Regions from separate parts of the Homo sapiens genome. Here region 1 is linked to region 2. The links are chromatin loops, found by intact Hi-C in ENCODE. Cell type or tissue: MCF 10A. All regions are shown on one strand.

Region 1 (4,000 bases), 79 kb before region 2:
CACGCCTATAATCCCAGCAATTTGGGAGGCCGAGGTAGGAAGATCACTTGAGCCCATGAGTTCGAGACCAGTCTGGGCAACATGGTGAGACCTTGTCTCTACAAAAAGTTTAAAAAATTAGCCAGGCGTGGTGGTGCTCTCCTGTGGTCCCAGCTAATTGAGAGGCTGAAGTGGAACAATCGCACAAGCCCAGGAGGTCAAGGCTGCAGTGAGCTATGATCATACCACTGCACTCCAGCCTGGGTAACAAAGCAAGACCCTGTCTCAAAACAAAAACAAAAAACTTCCAACCCTTATTTCTCCTTCAGTGTCCTCGAAGATATGACCTCTAACTCTTCAGCTACATCTAAAATCATTTCTTCCTTGCCATTCAATGCTTTAGCCAGCCAGCAACCTGCAATAAGATTTCCAAAACAGAAGACCAGTATCCACCCTCAAGACAGGGGAATGGAACCATATTAAATAAATTACATTTTAGGTACTGTGCTACAGACCAAGTCAACCACCTTTTCTGGAGTTTCACCTGACCATCAGATAGAACTTATCGCTTGTTCCTTTCTGCCACCATTGTGCCTTGGTCTCACCTCTATTAGACACCTTATCACGGCCAGGCATGGTAGCTCACGCCTGTAATCCCAGCACTTTGGGAGGCCGAGGCAGGTGGATCACTCGAGGTCAGGAGTTCAAGACCAGCCTAACCAATATGGTGAAACCCCGTCTCTACTAAAAATATAAAAATTAGCCAGGTGTGGTGATGTGCACCTGTAATCTCAGCTACTTAGGAGGCTGAGGCAGGAGAATCGCTTGAATCTGGGGGCCGGGGGTTGCAGTGAGCTGAGATTGCACCACTGCACTCCAGCCTAGGCAACAAGAGTGAAACTCCATCTCAAAAAGAAAGGAAACCTTATCACAATGTGTCATGATTTTTTGTCACATTCCAGGCCCTCTACTAGGCTGTTGCTCCCTAAAGGCAAGGGTTGCTTTAAGCAACCTTGAAGCTCTAGCACTTGCCCACTGGGTAGCACACAGTAGGCACTCAATAAATGCTTGCTAAGACACTAAAGGCACTGTAAACTATAAAGTACTATATCAGTTGAAAAGAGATAAACCTGTTACCTACTGTTCTGTGTTCAGTTCACTACTCACTTCCTATCCTCCAGACATAAACTGAAGATGGGAAAAGTAAGGATGTGATCAAGTCCTTGCAAATGGCCTTTGCAAGTGCTGTCTCAGCAATGGCCTAGCTCCTACTCCCAGCTGGACACAGAGCCTTTCCCAGTAGCACTGACCAGTACAGGAATGTGGGTGGAATGGGAGAAGGTAATTAGGAAGGAGGGTGATGCTTTATTTACACAGCAATTAACAATGAATACTGAAGTTTATTCAGTCGAATAGGCATTTATTGAATGCAGACCATATGCTGGGCACTATGTGGTGTGCATAGCAAGCTTTTCATGGTAAAAGAGAAGGATGAAAAGAAGAAATGTAACATGAAGAGAAAGTTAAAGGGTAATTTGATCTTGTTTGTATATTGGGAAAAGGTCATTTTTACAAAAGAGGTAACCAGCTGTTCCTCATCGCCAACGAACAAAAATCAAAAGGAAATGGGGTTAAGCTGTGCCATAAGGTACTGAAGTTAGGCAGAAGAAAAAAGGTGCTGACATCAAAGGGTGTTAAACCTATTTGTGGTTTATAATTTTGTGTTCAGGAGGTCCTTAGTTTCAGAGGATCTGAGCAGTTGTATTTGAGGAAAGGAGATGGAACTGATGAATTCTCAAGATACTTCTTGAGACCATGAATGACTTTTTTGCTTTTTAATATGGGCCCATGTATAAAATAGATTAAGTGATACAATGTTTTCAACTTCTGTATACCACCTGCTTTGGAAAAACTATTAAAATCCAGTATGTGAGAGGGCCGACAAAGCATGAAGAGCAGAATAAATTATAAATGACTAAAATTAAAAGGCAAAGGTTCCTGGTGGAAAGAATACAACTTTAGAGTGCTAATGACAGAGGTTCCCAGTATCTTTTTGTCATTTATGGCCTATTGGACCTTGCAAAAAATGTACACAGAGCACACCATGAAAAATGAAGCACGCATGCACACACAGGTATGGGCATGCCTGTGTATGTATATGCGAACACAAAGTGCCTAAGAGGAAATAACAGTAGTCCCCTTAGGAGAGTGATACCATTAGCGGTTTCTATTTCCTTCACTGTTTTCCAATCCTACAATAAGCGTCTCTTATTCTTACAGTGGGCAGTCAGGGGTGGAAATACCCCTCTTTGCTCAAAAAAATCTGGCTAGGTTTTTTTGACAATATAATTCTTCATGCCATTCTTTATTATGCTATGAAATAACTTCTCTGTTAATCAGAACACCTGCTGTCAGCCAGATTATTTCCTTATTAGTCATTGAAGACTTCCATGACTTCACGACACACAGTTCCCATCTTCTGTAGTATTTCATCATAAAGGCATGTAAAATTGCTATTTAATAGCTTCTTATTCTTAGATACTACCCATTCAGTTTTCTTACTTGTGGGAAAATTACACCACTGAGATATAAGAAAAACTGCAGCCAACTATAATAATTCTACATTTTGGGTGGAAACAAAGGAAGGGTGGGAGTTTTGTACTATATTTTCAATAAATTTCAATAACTTCCAAATGTTTATGCTTTCCAGGTTTATTCACACCTGTGGGACAAAAAAAAAGCAATAATACAGGGTACAACTTTTTTTCAGCAATAGGCTAGTTCTTTTACTGGGATAAATTATATATATTTTTCCTAATTGTTATCCCTTTGAGATCTGGCTGACTGACTCATAAAACACAGAATCCATTCTGTTATCACTTAGCGTGTTAGACCAGCTCAGCTCACAGACAAGCTGAAGTACATCACACAGGACTCAACGGAACTGAAGCACTTCTGGTGAAATACAATCCCACAGAAAAATTACAAAGTCCTTCTTTAAATGATTCACTTCATCAGTTAATATTCTTGGCCATGAATTACATATTAAGAATAAATTCAGGAGATGTTTCATTTATTTATCTGAGGTATTATAATTTAAATAATACATAGAATTTCAGAACAACAACAAATCATAGCTTGGAGCTCACATGGCCACTACCTCGAATATCACCAGCAGGAAACAGAGGACTGCAGTGTGAATGGTTTGCTCCAGGGATTGTAGCTGGTCAGTGACCTCATTGCTACGTGGCCACAAGCCCCATATTCCGAATTCTGGTACAGATTCTTTCCCAACATGCGAGGCTGCTCATCTAGCAAGGATATTGGAGATAACAGCCCAGAAAGCATCATACGTGCCTCCAACTTCCAAACACTGCTTTTTAGGAAAAAGCTGCCTCCTTTTCCTAAACACAGTAGTAAAGCAGGGAAAAGCTCAGCTCTCTGGGCTAGGGAGGGAAAAGCTTGATTTTTCACTAACACAGGGAAGACAGAGCAGTGGGTGGGAGGTGAACAGCACAGAGAATGTGGAGAGGCTGTGAGGGAAAACTCACAATTCAGGGACCCCGGAGTCCTGAAAAAGAGGACACACTGCCCACCTATGGAAGCAGTCTAATTTCCCAGTTTCCATTTATCATCTTCAAATCAACCACTTCCATTTTCAGAGCTTAAGCTTTCGAAGACCTTCAATATGAATGAAATAAATGTGGATGTTAGCAAGACTCTTGCTTAAAAAGAACAAGTTCTGTGCCCTGTTACAATGGATTTTCCTAGTTCTAAGTGACCCATTTGTATTCGTCACCTCATGTGCTTCATTTCTGCGAGTGTTAGTTGGATTCTGCCAGAAATCCCTCTGCTTATTTTTTTAACCAAGAGGGTGTTATATTCCACATTCTGTGAATTTGATTACATCAACAGGCACATTCCACTTACCAATGGGGTGAGGCCTAAATATCGTATATCAGCACTCTAGGATTTAGTACCCTTACCCAGAAAAATGAAAATTTAAGGCTGGACAACATTT
Region 2 (4,000 bases):
GCTAGTTTTGAACTCCTGGCCTCAAGTGATCCACCCACCTCGGACTCCCAAAATGCTGGAATTACAGGTGTGAGCCACCACACCCAGCTGAAGAAAATATATCTTTTTTTTTTTTTTTTGAGACAGAGTCTCACTCTGTTGCTCAGGCTGGAGTGCAGTGGCACGATCTCAGCTCACTGCAACCTCTGCCTCCCATGCCCAGCCAGAAAATGTATGTTAATAATAGGTTACAAATCTCAATGATCTGAATCCATTGGGACTTTTAAGTTTTAAAAAAATCAAACTTTGGCTGGGTGTGGTGGCTCACGCCTGTAATCCCAGCACTTTCGGAGGCCGAGGTGGGCAGATCTGAGGTCAGGAGTTCAAGACCAGCCTGGCCAACATGGTCAAACTTTGTCTCTATTAAAAATACAAAAATTAGCCGGGCATCATGGCACACACCTGTAATCCCAGCTACTTGGGAGACTGAGGCAGAAGAATCACTTGAACCCAGGAGGCGGAGGTTGCAGTGAGCTGAGATCATGCCACTGCACTCCAGCCTGGGCGACAGAGTAAGACTCCATTTCAAAAAACAAAAAAAAATCCAACTTTAAGTAATAGTGTGATTCACTAGGGAATCACTTCATTTTGCTAATGTGAGCACTTGAGCACTGTCAGCTACTGTTCTCCATGCATTTACGTGTGTAAACCTATTTGGTCCTCATGGTGTTCCTGAGTACTGATGGTGTCCATATTTTACAAAAAGGACACGAAGGCATAGGGTTTCAGCGATGGGTCCAAGGTTACACAGGGGGAGTCAGATTCAACCAGGCACTGGGACCCTGCCTGTGAATTCCTATCCCATTTGTTGAAAGACTCTTGGAAATAACAAGTGCAGTTGTATTTGGAAAGACGAGCTTGTTTATTTACATACATTGAAATCTAGTGACATCTCACAAGTTGGCAAAGTGACCTGAACTCCAATTCATTCTGCCCATTTGCACACGAATATTTCTAAAACCACATAAGGTACGTATCCCATTCACTAAAGTTTTATAAGTGATTCATTTAAACTACAGAAAATACATTGTCAATAATTGTATTGCAAGATCTAATCATGTACTTTCGGGTTTTTTGCTTTTTTTTTTTTTTAAAGAGATTTAGTTTGGGGCCACAAGCTTGGGAAGCAAACTACTGATGCTTAAGGTCAGTAAGGAATCTGTGAGACCATTCCCAGTTAGAGGCATCAGATAGCTGCTCGACCATCAACTCCTCTGGAGTGTCTTACCTCTCTACTGTGGGGAACAGCACAGTTGAGGGAGCATCTTGTTTCAACAACTGCAGAACTTCACTATTTCCTACCATCTCCAGTTCAACTGCAACAATAATAATGTTCTAAATGACATTAAGAGCTCCACTGATGGCTGGGTGTGGTGGCTCACGCCTGTAATCCCAAAACTTTGGGAGGCCGAGGTGGGTGGATCACCTGAGGTCGGAGTTCGAGACCAGCCTGGCCAACATGGCAAAACCCTGTCTCTACTAAAAATACAAAAATTAGCCAGGCGTGGTGGCAGATGCCTGTAATCCCAGCTACTTGGGAAGCTAAGGCAGGAGGATTGCTTGAACCCAGGAGGCGGAGGTTGCAGTGAGCTGACATTGTGCCACTGCACTCAGCCTGGGTGACAGAGTGAGACTCTGTCTTGAAAGAAAAGAAAAAAAGAAAAAAGAACTCCACTGAAGAAACAAGGACATCAGACCACCCACCATGGGTGAGTGCCTACTTCCTCAATGTAGAATGTAAAACTCTTCTAAGTCTTCTAACCCTCAGACAACCAACCACTTGTAAAAAAACACTTAGTCTCACTAAGAGATTAACCCAGTCTTTTTCCACCTGTCCACATCACCCTTCGGTACACTGGGCAGTTAACATAACCCTGGATGAGTACCAATTTTGGAGACTTCTGTTGAAAACAGTTGAATGCCAACAGATATCCCAAAGAGAGCACCTATAAGTGGGAAAATTCTCAGGATCACAGCAGCATCAAAATAAGTATCACTGATGGGCATTTCTATGTACCACCTGCACAGCGTCACACACAGGAAGACTTGGGGGGACTGTCTCCCCAGTGACAATGAAGGCAGAAAGGCGAAATAAAGGGAGATGACCTTCTATGTCTATATCTACAGTCCAAGGGCACAGACTAAGGACAGAACTCTCCCACTAGCAGGACTGTCCACCCAGTAGGAAACCCAGTACCGCCCACTGTCTGGTGATGAAACTCCCATATTTTATGTCCTGTAAAGCCAAAGGATGGCCTAGTGACTCAGTGCAATGACTTAACATCATAACAACTGTCTTCAAAACTCTACCAAGGGCAGGGCACAGTGGCTCACGCCTGTAATCCTAGCACTTTGGGAGGAGGCCAAGGCGGGCAGATCATTTGAGCCCAGGAGTTTAAAACTATCTGGGCAACATGATGAAATCCCATCTCCATAAAAATTACAAATATTAGTCAGGCATATGGCACACATCTGTGGTCCCAGCCACTCGGGAGGCTGAGGTGGAAGGATCACCTGAGCCCAGGAAGTCTAGGCTGCACTGAGCCCTTATCGTGCCACTGCACTCCAGCCTGGGTAATAGAGTGAGACCCTGTCTAAAAACCAAAAAATAAAACAAAACAATGACAGCAAAAACTCTGCTACCGTCCTTAGAAGCAACTCACTGAAAGGTATTCTATGAATGAGCAAAAAAGAACTGCTTTCTTTTCAAACCTAAAAAGAGCTTTGTTGGATTTTGAGGCAAACAACAGTTTCTGAGGGGCATTCTCCCTCATGCCTTACCTTCACAGTGTACAGGGAGGAAAGCAAATGTCCCCACCTTTCCCTCACCTTTCTTCCCAAGGCCAGCTCCTCCAGAGGTATCCCATTCACCTGGTTCTCTCTCTCTCGCCAGCATCCAGTCAGCACCTAATTGATGCCAATCACACCTCTTCACTCTGAAAGCTAACCCTTACCCTCTATCCTGAGTAAGTCTACCTTAGCTCATATGCTTATCCTCCTCTGCCTGAAAAGTTGGAACAGATTTCATTTGGCTTCTCTACATCTTCTCTCCTATTCCACCACAATCTCCACATTGCCAAAGTTATGTTGCTGAAGCAAGCATTCATGCATTCATTTAAGCAATTTATTAAATACCCATTGTGTGCGGTCTGCTCTCCTGATTAAGGAGACAACAGCAAAAACAAAAACAAAAATCTTGTTTTTAATTTAACTTTTATTTTAAAGTTCAGGATTACATGGGCAGGTTTGATATATAGGTAAACTTGAGTCATGGGGGTTTCTTATACATATTATTTAATCACCTAGGTGTTAAGCCTAGTACCCATTAGTTGTATTTTCTGATCCTGTCCTTCCTCTCACTCTCCACCCTCCAGTAAGCCCCAGTGTCTGTTGTTCCCCTCTATGTGTCCATGTGTTCTCATCCTTTAGCTCCTCCTTATAAATGAGAACATGTGGTATTTGGTTTTCTGTTCCTACATTAGTTTGCTAAGGCTAATAACTCCAGCTCCACCCATGTTCCTGCGAAGGTCATGGTCTCATTCTTTTTTATGACTGCATAGTATCCCATGGTGTATATGTACCACCTTTATCCAGTCTGGAAAGGACTCCCTATTCAATAAACGGTGCTGGGATAACTGGCTAGCCATATGCAAAAGATTGAAACTGGATCCCTTCCTTACACCATAGACAAAAATTAACTCAGATGGTTTAAAGACTTAAACAAAACAAAAAACCTTCCTGGACCTGAAGACGTTTACAATCCAGCAGGGAAGAGTGATTGCACTGAAACAGAGCACTGTAACAGAAGATGTAGATTGTGATGAAGTACACAGCAGGAGGTCATGACCTAGTGAAAAGTCTGAAGGAACATCCTGGGGAAGGGATGATTCAGCAGAAATCTAAAGCTTAAGAAATCATTAGGTACAGGTGGGAGTGTGGGCAGTGATGAAGAACATTCCAA

What was found. A loop is a pair of places that touch in the nucleus more often than their neighbours do. Peaks named below come from ENCODE experiments on the same cell type or tissue, not always from the same donor. Only the 100,000 strongest peaks of a DNase experiment are listed, where the experiment ranks them.
Region 1: a loop joins it to region 2, with 2.7 times the contacts of the local background. A loop is called at or near these places in 1 of 110 quality-filtered maps.

Annotation. Positions count from the first base shown.
Region 1 is chr13:25,731,544-25,735,543 of GRCh38, reverse strand. All of the region lies in intron 25 of ATP8A2 (ATPase phospholipid transporting 8A2), which reads right to left. Among named protein-coding and RNA genes, the nearest start is that of SHISA2, 320 kb to the left of the region's middle. In MCF 10A, no CTCF peak of the experiment used is centred here; a DNase peak (open chromatin) is centred at 2,413.
Region 2 is chr13:25,652,860-25,656,859 of GRCh38, reverse strand. All of the region lies in intron 24 of ATP8A2 (ATPase phospholipid transporting 8A2), which reads right to left. Among named protein-coding and RNA genes, the nearest start is that of ATP8A2, 280 kb to the right of the region's middle. In MCF 10A, no CTCF peak of the experiment used is centred here; a DNase peak (open chromatin) is centred at 2,349.